Linked DNA regions of Homo sapiens: region 2 is linked to region 1. A link is a contact called in ENCODE Hi-C or POLR2A ChIA-PET data. All regions are on one chromosome and are shown on one strand. The core of a region is the stretch at or near the end of the contact, and the rest is flanking DNA. Distances in the headings are between cores, read along the strand shown. Region 1 holds the start of UTP6 (UTP6 small subunit processome component). Region 2 holds the start of RFFL (ring finger and FYVE like domain containing E3 ubiquitin protein ligase).

Region 1 (7,373 bases), core at 2,700-5,199:
TCTTATAAACATGTGATCTTGTTATTGGTTCTTTCTGAATCCTGATTCCGTCATCCAACATATTAGCTATTCTCCCCCACTGGAAAATTGGTCTGACATAATTTTTCTTTATTCAAACCTTCCATGCATTTACAAGATGAAAAAATCTTGCAGTACACCTCTTTCCAAGTGGACAGACAATAGATAAACAAGCAGTAACTTTTCAATTCTCTACACTCATCACATTCACTCTCCTCTATCTTGCTCACCAAGAGGCAAATCTCTTGCTGAAGTCCTGATACACACTATGTCTCTGACAATCTCTGATCTACAAACCCAGTAGAAAAAAAAAAGAAAGAAAACGACAAGAGAGAAAGAGGAGGGGAAAAGTAAGTTCAGTTTGGCCAGGACTACAGTCTTAGTGGAGTAATGCTACTCCCAATGCTACTCCTGTTCAGAAATATCTATCTAATGAACGTTTCTGGAATTCTTTTAATTTTTTTAAAAAACTGATGTTGGCCGGGCGTGGTGGCTCATGCCTGTAATTCCAGCACTTTGGGAGGCCGAGGCGGGTGGATCACCAGGTCAGGAGTTCAAGACCAGCCTGGTCAAGATGGTGAAACGCTGTCTCTACAAAAATTAGCCTGGCGTGGTTGTGGGCACCTGTAATCCCAGCTACTCAGGAGGCTGAGGCAGATAACTGCTTGAACCCAGGAAGCGGAGGTTGCAGTGAGCCGAGATCGCACCACTGCACTCCAGCCTGGGCAATAAGAGTGAAACTCCATCTCAAAAAAAAAAAAAATTTGATGTTAAGCTCATCATTCTAGAACTGATTTTAAATTTGTGAAGGAATGGGAGGCTGAGGCAGGAGAATCACTTGAACCCAGGAGGCGGAGGTTGCGGTGAGCGTGAGCAGAGACTGTGCAACTGCACTCCAGCCTGGGTGACACAGAGAGACTCTATTTCAATTAATCAACCAATCAATCAATTTGTGAAGGGATTAAAAAGTAAGGCTAGGACCGAGCATGATGCCTCATGCCTGTAATCATAGCACTCGCTTTGGGAGGCCGATGCTGGTGGATTGCTTGAGGCCAGGAGTTCGAGACCAGCCTAGCCAACATGGCAAAACCCAGTCTCTACTAAAAGTAGCTGGGTGCGGTGCCATACGCCTGTAATCCCAGTTACTGAGGAGGATGAGACTTGAGAATCACTAGAACCCGGAAGGCAGTGGTTGCAGTGAGCCAAGATCGCGCCACTGCACTCCAGCCTGGGTGACAGAGCAAGACTCTTGTCTCAAAAACAAAAATAAAAAAAGTAAGGCTGGGCCCGGTGGCTCACAAACACTTGTAATCCCAGCATTTTGGGCGTGGGCAACATGCCGAAACCCTGTCTCTACAAAAAACACAAAAGCTAGCCAGCCATACTGGCACACACCTGTAGTCCCAGCTACTCCAGAGGCTGAGGTGGGAGGATGGCTTCAGCTCAGGAGGTGGAAGCTACACTGAGCCATGATGGCACCACTGCACTTCAGCCTGGGTGAAAGGCGAGCCCCTGCCTCAAAAAAAAGTAATGAAATTATTAATTATTGGCCGGGCACTGTGGTTCACACCTGTAAGCCCAGCACTTTGAGAGGCCAAGGTGGGTGGATCCCTTGAGATCAGCCTGGGCAATGTGGCAAAACCCAGTCTCTACCAAAAAATTAGCCAGGCATGGTGGCATGCATCTATGGTCCCAGCTACCCAGGAGGCTGAGGTAGGAGAATCGCTTGAGCCTGGAGGGCAGAGGTTGCAGTGAGCAGAGATCACACCATTCACACCACTGCACTCCAACCTGGGTGACAGAGTGAGATGCCATCTCACCAAAAAACAAAAAAGAAAAAAAGAAAGAAATTATTAATTACACACTTACTTGAACATAATTGATAAAGTCTTCCTTGAAAAGGGTTCTTCTCTGGATTTTGTACTCTAGATCGGAAGCCTTCTTAATGATAGCCCTGAGGAGAAAGCCATTTAAACTTCACTTGAAAACTGCAAAAATTAAACGTTTAAGTTTATTTTGAATATATTTAAAACATGTTTTTCAAAATACGAAATTCCTAGAGTTATCTTTCATAAGAAAGTATTATCGGCCGGACACAGTGGCTCATGCCTGGAATCCCAGCACTTTGGGAGGCTGAGGCGGGTAGATCAAGAGGTCAAGAGACTGAGACCACCCTGGTCAACATGGTAAAACTGCATCTCTACTAAAAATACAAAAATTAGCTGGGCGTGGTGGTGCGTGCCTGTAGTCCCAGCTACTCGGGAGACTGAGGCAGGAAAATTGCTTGAACCTGGAAGGCGGAGGTTGCAGTAAGCCGAGATCGCGCCACTGCCCTCTGGCCTGGCGACAGAGCAAGACTCCATCTCAAAAAAAAAAAGTATTCTCTTACACAATTACTTTTGTGTTCTTAAGGGTTCATTTTTAAACTTTCAGGAAAATCATCTTAATCAACTCCCAAAACCAATGACATTCCCACCAGCAAAGCAAATACAATTAAGAACTTTATACCATTTATGTATGGTGTTTTTTTTGTTTGTTTTTTTCTCGCTCTGTCGCCCAGGCTGGAGTGCAGTGGCATGATCTTGGCTCACTACAACCTCGGCCTCCCGAGTTCAAGCGATTCTCCTGCCTCAGACTCCCGAGTAGCTGGGACTACAGGCGCTCACCACCACGCTCAGCTAATTTTTGTATTTTTAGTAGAGACGGGGTTTCACCATATTGGCCAGGCTGGTCTCGAACTCCTGACCTCGTGATCCACCCACCTCGGCCTCCCAAAGTGCTGGGATTACAGGCGTGAGCCACAGCGCCTGGCTGGTATTAATAAAGACTTCTTTTACTCCAAGTTCAGGTCACTTAAATTTTAATAATAAATTTCTTTCCGAAATTCCTCTTATTTCTGAGTTCTCAACATGTAAATTTTTTTAAAAATCTAAATTGCGTCTGCCTTAAAAGACTTATTACTACGAAGGACTTACGGGAGAAGATTCAGAGTCCTTAGCTAAGGAATGAACATATGACAAATATATATTAGGAGAATTTAATGCAAGATGTGCAAGACAGGTGTCTTTAGTAATGGTAACATTAACCTTAACTGAGCACTTTCTAAGCGTCCACACTGCTTTGTTTTGTGTTTCATTAACGAATGCTTACTTTGAAGCTCTGAGTCACATTACTACATTCAGACGTTGCAAAACAAAGCAACAGTCACAGAAACCATTAAAAACTATTAAACATAATTTTAACACGCTACTGAATGTCTACCATGTGCCAGGCGCTGTAGTTAGGCTCTGGAGTAGCATATGAAACTGATTTCAATGGTCCCCACCTTCAAGTCTAGTTAGGAATTTATCCACTCCCCCTGGGCTCTCACAGCACTCTGTTCCCATCCCTACAGCAGTACAAGGTACTACAATCAACTTACAGTACACTGTTATCAAAATATTTAATTTGTCTGTCTCCCCCACCACACTCTGCCCAATTAGCTCCTAATGAGCAGGAATCCTGGGTTTATCACCTTTACAGCCCTAAGACCCGGCTCCATGAAGGGCTGTCAAAACGTCTGATGGGTAAGTAGACGGACGGATTACCTTGCAACGAATGAAAAATTAATTCTGGACATCACCGAAAACGAGAAATGGGCTTCCACCACGTTAGGAAAAGTAAACACAGGTCGAGCGTCCCCACATCTAGCCCCTGCCACACACTCCCAACCTCCCCTCAGGCCGCCTCAGCTCTTCCCTCTCCCCAACCCTCTCTCACTTAATCTCCGCATGACTGAACAGTCCAATGCGCTCCAGCTGTTCCAATTCCGGGAGCCGATCTTCTATGCGTTCCTGAATTATCTCTGCCATGAGGTCCGAGGTCTACAACCCCGCGGGTAGCTTCTCAACAGCGAACACGAGCAGGAAGCTCCCGGTTTCAGGTTCGGAGACCCAGCCCTACCACCGACGCGTCCGGACGTAACGTGCTCCCTAGGTCCCGCCTTTTCCGCTTCCGCCACCTCCTACTTAGGGGAAGGCCCTTCGGCTTCTACAGCCACCGTCCCCTCCCTGTGGCCGATTGTGGGATTGCAGCGAGAACCCGCCCTGGTCTTGGGCAGGACGACTCTAGCGGACAGGAGTTGAGGGGCGGGGCTAGACGGGAGGGAGGGGTTAAGTGCGCGCGCCGCTAGACTTGGACAGCCATCAGGAAAAGCGCCTCCAGGTGTAGAGAGGTGGGCTGCTCAAGCCTGAAAGGGACACGAGATGCATTTTCTTCAGAATATTGTCTCCCATCCCACGTCCTGACTTCCCAACACCAAGAACAACAACAAAAAAAAAAGCAAAGGAGGAGGATATTGTACAATTAAACATTTTTGAAAGCCGGTCGCGGTGGCTCATGCCTGTAATCCCAGCAGTTTAGGAGGCCGAGGCGGGCAGATCACCTGAAGTCAGGAGTTCGAGACCATCCTGGCTAACATGATGAAACCCCGTTTCTACTAAAAATGCAAAAAAATTAACTGGGCGTGCTGGCACGCGCCTGTAATCCCAGCTACTCGGGAGGCTGAGGCAGGAGAATCGCTTGAACCTGGGAGGCCGAGATCGCGCCATTGCACTCCAGCTTGGGCAACAAGAGTGAAACTCCGTCTCTAAATAAATAAATAAATAAAATAGAATTGTTTATTATTTAAATCAATATCCTGTCTTTGTAAGCAATAGCTTTCAAAATATATGTCCCTAGGTGAATATCAGACACTATAAATTCTTTTTAGAAAAGGAGATTTTTGTATTGAAAAGTTTGAGAATTACCAAAATAAATCACTAAGGTATAGACACCCTCCTTAAACCATTGCCCAAGCAACTTAGCATTTCTAAGAGAAACACCAGGCAACACAGCTTGGAGGCAATATTGCTGGTATAGTTAGTAAACCTCAAATGATAACTACATGGTTCAGTTCTTTTTTAGTTCTGGATATAAAAAAGCCAAAGCAGCAGTTCTTGCTAAATCTGCTTATTTCAACATTCACATTAGCACCTGGATCCTGTGTGTGATTTATGAAAGGAGAATGGGCTCAGCAAAACCATGTTCCACCTCTGTGCCTTGCATTTCTTTCTTTCCTTTCACATTTTACCCACTCATCTCAGAACTGAGACGAGGGTTGGCTTGTGCTACACCATTTCTTGAATCCTTCAGCTGTAAGACATGTCAGAAGTGGAAGGAAATCACGAATGTAAGACAAAGATAGAATTTATTTGTAAAAGTAAAATCTCTGGGGCTGTGTTAACAGTAAGAGTGGAGATGACACTAGATAGTAAACTCCATATGGGCAGGGAATTTTTTCCTTTTTGACTGGCTAGATACTCTACAGCTTATAGCAGTGCCTACCATATAATAAGTACTCAGTTAATAAATGCATGACACTAAGAAAAGGTACTTGCTAAATTTCTTTAGGTACAAGGAAGTCAGCAAGTTATGACAGACTGTAATCATTTCAAAGTAAATTTGATAGAGACCTTCATAAATTAACCATGATTTTTATTTTATTTTATTTTATTTATTTATTTAGAGACAGAGTCTCGCTCTGTCACCAGGCTGGAGTGCAGTGGCGCGATCTCGGCTCACCACAACCTCGACTCCCCTGGTTCAAAGGATTCTCCTGCCTCAGCCGCCCGAGTAGCTGGGACTACAGGCACGTGCCACCACACCCAATTAATTTTTGTGTTTTTCGTACATACAGGTTTTCATCATGTTGGCCAGGATGGTCTCAATCTCCTGACCTCATGATCCACCCGCCTCAGCATCCCAAAGTGCTGGGACTCCAGGCGTGAGCCAACGCGCCCGCCCAATTTTTAAATCAAACTAACTATAAATACGCTCCTCCTTTATATTGTTTTGTTTTGTTTTGTTGTTCTTTTTAAGACCGAGCCTCGCTGGCCAGGCACTGTGGCTCACACCTGTCATCACAGCACTTTGGGAGGCCGAGGCCACGGATAACCTGAGGTCAGGAATTCAAGACCAGCGTGGCCAACATGGAGAAACCCCGTCTCCACTAAAAATACAAAAAAATTAGCTGGGCCTGGTGGCCTCTCTCTGTTGCCTAATGGGGAGTGCAGTGGTGCGCTCTCGGCTCACTGCAACCTCCACCTCCTGGGTTCAAGCGATCCCCCGAGTAGCTGGGATGACAGGCGTGAGCCACCATGCCCGGCCTAATTACGTTTTTGTTTTGTTTTGAGACAGGGTCTTACTATATTACCCAGGCTGGAGTGCAGTGGTGTGACCACAGCTCACTGCAGCCTCAACCTCCTGAGCTCCAGCAATGCTCCCACCCCCGCCTCCCAAGTAGCTGGGACTACATGTGTGCCCCACCGCACCTGGCTAATTTTCCTTTTTTCTTTTTTGTAGAGACAGGGGTCTCACTATGTTGCCGAGGATGGTGTTTTTGTTTTTGTAAATAGAGACAGGGTCTCACTGTATTGTCACCATGGTCTTGAACTCCTGGCCTCAAGTGATCATCTTGTTTCCCCTTCTCAAAATTCTGGGATTACAGGCATAAGCCAGCACGCCCAGCGATCCTCCCTTATTTTGAAATTTAGCTTTTTTTTTTTTGAGATGGAGTTTTGCTCTTGTTGCCCAGGCTGGAGTGTAGTGGCGTGATCTTGGCTCACTGCAACCTCAGCCTCCCAGATTCTAGTGATTCTCCTGCCTCAGCCTCCCGAGTAGCTGGGATTACAGGCGCCCACCACCACGACCAGCTAATTATTGTCTTTTTAGTAGAGACGGAGTTTCACTATGTTGGCTAAGCTGGTCTCGAACTCCTAACCTCAGGTGATCCGCCCACCTCGGCCTCCCAAAGTGCTGGGATTACAGGCATGAGCCACCACGCCTGGCCAAAATTTAGCGTTTATGTATATATTCTTGTTGTTGTTGTTGTTGTTGTTGTTGAGACGGAGTGTCAGTTTGTTGCCCAGGCTGGAGGGCAGTGGCATGATCTCGGCTCACTGCAACCCCCGCCTTCCCGTTTAAACGATTCTCCTGCCTCAGCCACCTGAGTAGCTGGGACTACAGGCGCACGCCACCACGCCCAGCTAATTTTTGTATTTTTGGTAGAGACGGGGTTTCACCATGTTGGCCAGGCTGGTCTGGAACTCCTGACCTTGTGATCGATCCACCCGCCTCCACCTCCCAAAGTGCTGGGATGTGAGCCACCCCGCCCTGCCTAGCTTTTATATTTACCTTCAAGAATTATTATGATGGGCCAGGCGCAGTGGCTCACATCTGTAATCCCAGCACTTTGGGAGGCCGAGGTGGGTGGATCACAAGGTCAGGAGTTCGAGACCAGCCTGGCCAACATGGTGAAACCTCCGTCTCTACCAAAA
Region 2 (7,373 bases), core at 3,157-5,656, 3.2 Mb after region 1:
GAGCCACTGCGCTCGGCCACTCGATATAGGTTTATAAGTGATGAGAGACCAAGAAAGAGAACTCACAGAGAACCAAGATATCCCAGCCAACAGCTAGCTCCAAAGGTACAGACATGTGCAGCCTTCTTGGATCCTCCAGCTCAATCAGCATCATATGGGACAAAAAAAAATATGTCCTCCTTTCCTGAATTACTAACCCACAAAATCATAGGCAATAAAATGGTTGTCATGTTATGCCACCAAAAGTCTTCGGGTAATTTGTCACACAATAGACAACTGAAACAGTCAGAAATTCAACACTCTCTTGGGCAGTCATTCAAACATTTCCCCACTTTGATGATCAAAAAATTCTTTCTCGTATTCATCAAAATTGCTCCTCCTTCAATTTAAGACCATTTCCTCTTAAATCTTTGAAGTTCATGAAGAATAATTAATAAAAATCCCCCTGGCAAAACTATTCTTGTATTTGAAGATGATAATGAAGTTATCTCTTAGCTTTTCTTTCTCTAGGCTAAAATCTTTCCCCCCTTTTTAAAACTTATAATGATAAGACCTGTTTTTCAACCTTTTAATCATTTTAATTATCCTCTCAAGTATGAGAGACCCAAAATTGAACACCATATGCCAATATCTAACAGAGATTATTTCCTAGCTCTAATGGTTCAGCTTTTTATAATGGAATTTCTCATAGTCCCAAATATGGCATTTTAGCACTCCAAAAGTTGTGAAGTGATCTAAAAAGTTAATTACTTACTATAACTGTAAAAGGTTTTCTGCCCTTAACACTCAGCTTACTCCATTTTGGGATGACCGCTTTCACTCACCAGCCTGGTTTGATACTCCACCAGGGCAGCAGGTTTTCACAACTTCCAGATATTTGAAGTATAAAAGAAAAACCTGAGAGGTTGGAGTACGCACACCATTAATTTCAATCAAGGTCTCTAACCACAACCAGGGCCTTCCCATAGGTCAGGCAGGTTCAGAGTACCTCCTCCTCCTACCTTGATGATAAAGTGGCCTTGTAAAAGGCAAGACCGTTAGCACTTGCCTATCGAGCAAAGGCACCATTTCTGTGGAACCTGATAGAGTATATTTAACTACTATATTAAGAGACAAACCAGCTGCTTAATGCAGTGTAAGAACCATGTTTTCTCTCTGAGTCTTACCTAAATGTATATATGCTTTGGTATCAGACTAGCTTTATAATCACTGGTAAAATAGGGATAATAAATAAAGCCTACCCAACGCAAATAAAACCATATGAGGGAAATAATTTTGTAAAACACCATAAAAATGTCGTGATATTGCGGGACTAGATCTCAGCAAACCCTTTAAATCTTCAAATTAACTTTGAATGATTACTTGATGGTGGCAGGTAACACATACAAAATAAGCAGCCATGGGCTCATGTTCATCAAATAGGAATGAAAAACCATGCCATCTAACAAAAAAGCTTCTAATATTGCAAAGAATAACGGTTTGAGCCCGGAGATCCACGTCAGCCACTCTCTCTGATGGTGCCAAGCTCTAGTCCAGGGACACCAAGTTCAGTCAAAGAACTCAACAGTCTAGTGGAAGAGACAGACAGTGCTGTCTGTCAGAAAAGACAGAGAAGTCAGAGAAGATGCATATATGAACTAAGTGTCCTGAGGGATGAGTATCTTGCCAGTTAGAGAAGGGAGAGTCCATTGGGAAAAGGCAGAGTCCTAAAAGACATGGTATATCCATGGAATGTTAACATGAGAAGTTCAGTGAAGCTGGAGAGGAGAGAAATGGCCAGGGGAGAGGGAGATGAGATGGTTAACAGCAACATGTAGGAAAGAATCCAACTGTGAAAGCTTTTAGAAGTCAAGCTAAGTGGAAAACAGGGAACAAATGGCACCTTAAATGAAAAGATTAGATGTGGACTTTAAAAAGATAACTTGGGCAACAATATGGAGAAGATAGGAGCAAGGAAAGACTTATGGAGGAGTGGCCATTTGATAAGGGTCTGAACTAGGAGTTACAAACTCAAATTCCTAGAGGCAATGCAGGTAAAATGCTAAGTCTTCAGTGTGTAAGATGTCAGAAAATGGTGGTATCCGTAATCTTTGAAGAGTACAGGCCTTCTCTCTGATGGTGCCTAAAAGTATTCACACACAAAATTTTAAGCCCTTAGGCTGACTGATTGATTTTTGGGATGGAGTCTTCTTCTGTGCCTAGGCTGGAGTTCAGTGGCACAATCTCAGCTCATTGAAACCTCCACCTCCTGGGTGCAAGCAATTCTCTTTTCTCAGCCTGCTGGGTAGCTGGTACCACAGGCACTGGCCACCATGCGTGGCGTGCCTTTTTTTTTTTTTTTAAATACAGACAGGGTTTCACCATGTTGGCCAGGATGGTCTCAAACTCTTTTTTTTTTTTGATATGGAGTCTCACTGTTGCTCAGGCTGGAGTGCAGTGGTGTGATCCTCGCTCACTGCAACCTCCACCTCCTGGGTTCAAGTGATTCTCCTGCTTCAGCATCCTGAGTAACTGGGATTATAGGCACGTGCCACCACGCCCAGCTAATTTTTTGTTTTTAGTAGAGATGGGGTTTCACCATGTTAGCCAGGCTGGTCTCAAACTCCTGACCTCAGGTGATCTGCCCACCTCGGCCTCCCAAAGTGCTGGGATTACAGGCGTGAGCCACCGTGCCCAGCCTGACTTTAAACGTCCAGTTTTGACCTCTGGTAAATTAAGGCAATGACAGTGGGAATGAAGAAAAGCCACACATCAAACAGTACTCCAACAAAATCAACAGGGTTTAGCACATTTAAAGATGTGAGCATAAAAAGAATGAACAAGGCCGGGCGCGGTGGCTCACACCTGTAAACCCAGCACTTTGGGAGGCCAAGGCAGGTGGACCATGAGGTCAAGAGATCGAGACCATCCTCGCCAACATGGTGAAACACTGTCTCTACTAAAAATACAAAAATTAGCTGGGCGTGGTGGCACGTACCTGTAGTCCCAGCAACTCAGGAGGCTAAGGCAGGAGAATCGCTTGAACCAGGAAGGCAGAGGTTGCAGTGAGCTAAGATCACACCACTGCACTGCAGCCTGGGTGACAGAGCAAGATTCCTCTCAGAAGAAAAAAAAAAGAGTTGATGAGAGGATCAGAGTTGAGAAAGTACAGTACAGGCTCTTGCTCATTCTACCCTTACTGAGAACCTACTATGTGCAACGTACCATGGATACAATTCTAGCAAAGCAGACCCTGATTCTCAATACATACTATGATTGGAGTAAATACCAGGTTCTCCTGAGTACTCAACCCTGGTAAGTAAGAAGAGGCTTCATGGAAGAGGTGACTTCTAGGCTGAAACCAGTTGGCCAGATTAAGCTTGGGGAAGGTGTGTAAAAGAACGCTTACATATGCTAAGGTCTGAGGTGAAAGAGAACGTGGGCAATTTGTTGGAATTATAAGGAGCAGAAACGTAATTTGGAGGGTGACGACTACCTAGAGATATCATAGTCTGATTAGGTGAAGGACTCAAAAGTTTGGCGATGAAAAGCAGGAGGGAGATAGAGTAGTAGCCTAGTAGAATTAGAGATGAGGGAGGTTCTTCCTATTAATTCAGAAAGGAATATGGGAACAAACTCACTGATAAGACAGTGTTCTCCACAACTCAATATTTAGTTATTAGGAAGGCAACCAAATGCCTTCACTTCTTTTCCTTTAACAATGGCTTAGTTTGACTAAAGTGTTTCTCACAAGATACACACAAAAAAACAAAATACAAGAGCAAATGACGGATAAAGCTGTAAACCTAACGTTTTACTTTTCTAAGATTTATATAATCAGTGATTTAATTGGACCTAACTCCACATCCAGAACTCAAATGAAAGAAAACTTCTGGCCGGGGGCCGTGGCTCATGCCTATAATTCCAGCACTTTGGGAGGCTGAGGAGGGTGGATCACCTGAGCTTGGGAGTTCGAAACCAGACTGACCAACACAGCAAAACCCTGTCTCTACTAAAAATACAAAATTAGCCGGGCATGGTGGCGCACATCTATAATCCCAGCTACTTGGGAGGCTGAGGCAGGAGAATCACTTGAACCCGGGAGGTGAAGGTTGCAGTGAGCCGAGATCACACCATTGCACTCCAGCTTGGGCAACAAGAGTGAAACTCCGTCTCAAAAAAAAAAAAAAAAAAAAAAAAAAAAAAAACCTGACTCACTTCTGAAGACAGGATTTTCCCAGTTTCTAATGCAGCTTCATCTAGCTAATGAAACTTAAGAAAACAGTTTGAGGTTACCTGATTTTGCCAGTTTCAAAACATTGCCACGACAGAAAGCAAGCTGTCTCTAGTTCCTGTGGCTGAGGTCGCTGGAGCCATGTTCAGATGAGATCATCTCAGGAACCAAGAGCAGCGGCTTTCATGTGAAGTGAATGGTGCCGCCTGGGGATGTATCTTTGGTAAGCAAGATTGCAACACAGCAGGGAGTTTACCCAGGGCAGTGCTGACTCACGCTGGGCAAAATTTGTACTTCCCAAACAACTCAGCCTGAACCAACCGCAGTCAACTGCAACCTAGGAAAGAAGAGGCAGCTCACTGATTGTTTTAAATCAAGTGCTGATTACTGGGGGCAGGTAAACCTCATTCCCCCACTACTGGTAACTTGGCCACCTCCAGAGCCCTTACCCAAAAAGTTCCAGTGGCCAGTTTCTAAAATTTCATCTGAGAACAGGCTGGGGCTGGGGCCAGCAAGATTACTGAACATAGCAGGTTCACAGCTCTGAAGATTTCCCCAGGAGGCTGATAAATAAGTCACTTTGCATTTACAAATTAGAACATCTGGGTCAGTGGACTCAGGGAACTTGCCCAGTCATCATTAGCCAGTCAAATCATTAGGGTGAATTTTTGTCAGTTCTAACCAGGCTCATTGTTCTTTTTTCCCACTAGGCCTCCTCTGACCTCTCTATTTCTTCAGACAACTCAAGTTCTCTCATTAAGATAGATGCACTGGAATTTTTTTTTTTTAATCAGCTGCCACATTCTCTATGCTAAAGCCAAATCATTTACCATCACACCTACTGGATGCATAGGGAATACAGAAGACTATGAAAATCACCTTAACACTTGCTCTGAAAAGAGACATCCCTAAATTTATGTCAATTCTCATTTATTAGCCTGCTTATTTAAAAAATCAATCTAGAATGACTGGCTCATCAACAGCTATTAATTACTGAATTTGCCCTGACAGGCTAGAATTGACATTGGTGTTATACAAAAAAAAAAAAAAAAGATCAAGTCCTTGCTTTTTGTGTGCTTTAATTTGACAAGAGAGAAACTAAAGTTCCTATTAGATCCTTCTGTTTCCTGCTTAAAATGTATGACAGTTCCCCAAGGCCATCAGCTATTTCTTAGCAGGGCATTTGAGGCCTCTGCACCCAGCTTCGTTCATCCTTTAAGGTAGGTCTCACATGGCATGAACTCTGGATGTAGCTGCCAACTCAGCTTGTCATTCAATAATGTTAGGTTAATTAAAATGTACGTGCAGACAGAATTTGAGTTTAAAAACTATACTACTTAATTTTCTATTCAAGGGGCTAGTTTTAAAAAGTTATTTATCCAACTCACTTAATTCTCCTTAATTACATTATTCCAGTAGGATAGCCACGCTGAGCTTTGATAAGGTATTATAAAATGTTCCCTGTTTTATTTCCTCCCCTTCAGTGTTTTCCTTTCAGAAAATGGCTTTGTTTAAAGAAGTTTCCCTATAGTACATGTTAATTAGTCCTTTCTGAATGATAAACACATCTTTATAGCAGCTGACAACCATTATCTCTTCAACCACACTTTAAAAAAAATTTCTGTAGTTGATGATAAGTTACAAATTCTAGTATGAAACAACTCTCAAGGTACAGACAAATATGGAACCTCCTTCAGAAAAAAAAAAAATGATTAGAAAAGCTCCTGACCTGTTCTGTATTTGCGAACTTTAAATAAGAGGGCCGGGCACAGCGGTTCACGCCTATAATTGCAGCACTTTGGAAGGCCGAGGTGGGCGGATCACCTGAGGTCGGGAGTTCAAGACTAGCCTAACCAACATGGAGAAACCCCCATCTCTACTAAAAATACAAAATTAGCCAGGTGTGGTGGCACATGCCTGTAATCCCAGCTACTCGGGAGGCTGAGGCAGGAGAATCGCTTGAACCCGGGAGGCAGAGGTTGCAGTCAGCCAAGATTGTGCCATTGCACTCCAGCCTGGGCAACAACAGAGCAAAACTTCGTCTCAAAAAAAAAAAAAAAAAAAGAAAGAGAAAATCCAGACAGTACTATGCCCAGGAGACAGATACGAACTATATAAAGAGCAGCCTGAAGGCCAAAGGCATGGAACTCCTAAGTTGACTAAGAGAAACACCATTGAGCAAGTGAACAGAGCTGCTGCAGCTTATCATTCCCCTCTTTGGGACTCTGATACAGTTTTAACCAACTGCCCCAAATTATAGCCACACTCCATCCTAGTTCTTCCTTTTAAAGTGGAAAGGTTGAGGATTACATTTTAGAGCTTAAAAAGGTACTCGTTTGAACTAGTGGTTTCAGGCACTTGAGGATTTATGAGGTTACATGAAAATTATGAGAATATGAGGCTATGGGAGAAATAATAACTGTGGCTTTCTGACTAAGTTCTTTCAATACATTATTTTAAAATTAGCCAGGCATGGTGGCATACACCTCTAACCCCAGCTACTCTAGAGGCTGGGGCAGGAGAATCACTTGAACCCAGGAGACAGAGGTTGCAGAGCCGAGATTGCGCCACTGCAATCCAGCCCAGGCGACAGAAGGAGACTCCATCTCAAAACAAAAAACAACAAAAACAGAAAATACGTTATTTTAAAACTCAAGTAACTTAACACCCAAAACTATTTATGCTTTTTTTAATAGGGTGGTCTCAACAGATATTTAATGAGTGTGCATATGTGTATGTGCCCATTGTTTCATTTGAACAGACATATGTGATGTCATTGACATCCCAGATTTACTTTCTTTTCTGCAATAGATCTTGACATTATAAACAATAAGCAGGTTTCAAAAGAGAAATTAAAATATCCATTTCTCAGGATTCTGTAGTCTTCCAAATCCACAGAAAATTACCAAATACATACAGAAGATCTGGGAGGATGCACACAGCAGGGAGAGCACTGTAATGGGAATAAAGATCAAATAGCTATGTTTAGCTTTATCCAAATTACCCCCCAAAAATCATGAATTTTTTTACAACAAGCATATATTCAAATATGACTTGGTAGTTTAAAATTCAGTTAAAATTTTAAAGTTTGTATCACTTACAAACTGCTTTACTCTCTCTTCACACTCTTTCCTCTCAACATCTCCCTTTTATCTACTTC

What was found. Hi-C counts contacts between places; a loop is a spot of excess contacts on that map. ChIA-PET counts read pairs that join two places held with the same protein, here RNA polymerase II (POLR2A).
Region 2: a loop to region 1 is called in a map with no recorded cell type, with 5 times the contacts of the local background. The contact joins the promoter of RFFL here to the promoter of UTP6 in region 1. A Hi-C loop is called at or near these places in 1 of 37 single-sample maps with no recorded cell type. POLR2A ChIA-PET finds 5 or more read pairs at or near these places in 1 of 52 experiments (GM12878).

What each region holds. Positions count from the first base shown.
Region 1 is chr17:31,897,759-31,905,131 of GRCh38, forward strand. It overlaps UTP6 (UTP6 small subunit processome component), which reads right to left and starts at 3,950. Exons shown (of 19, transcript NM_018428.3): 1 at 3,778-3,950; 2 at 1,888-1,972. The coding sequence starts at 3,869. RefSeq lists enhancers at 3,425-3,574, 3,618-4,209, 3,895-3,944.
Region 2 is chr17:35,059,301-35,066,673 of GRCh38, forward strand. RFFL (ring finger and FYVE like domain containing E3 ubiquitin protein ligase) reads right to left here and starts at 4,407. Exons shown (of 7, transcript NM_001017368.2): 1 at 4,276-4,407. The region is part of intron 5 of RAD51L3-RFFL (RAD51L3-RFFL readthrough); the gene reads right to left. RefSeq lists enhancers at 3,958-5,157, 4,244-5,039, 4,489-4,588 and a silencer at 4,179-4,248.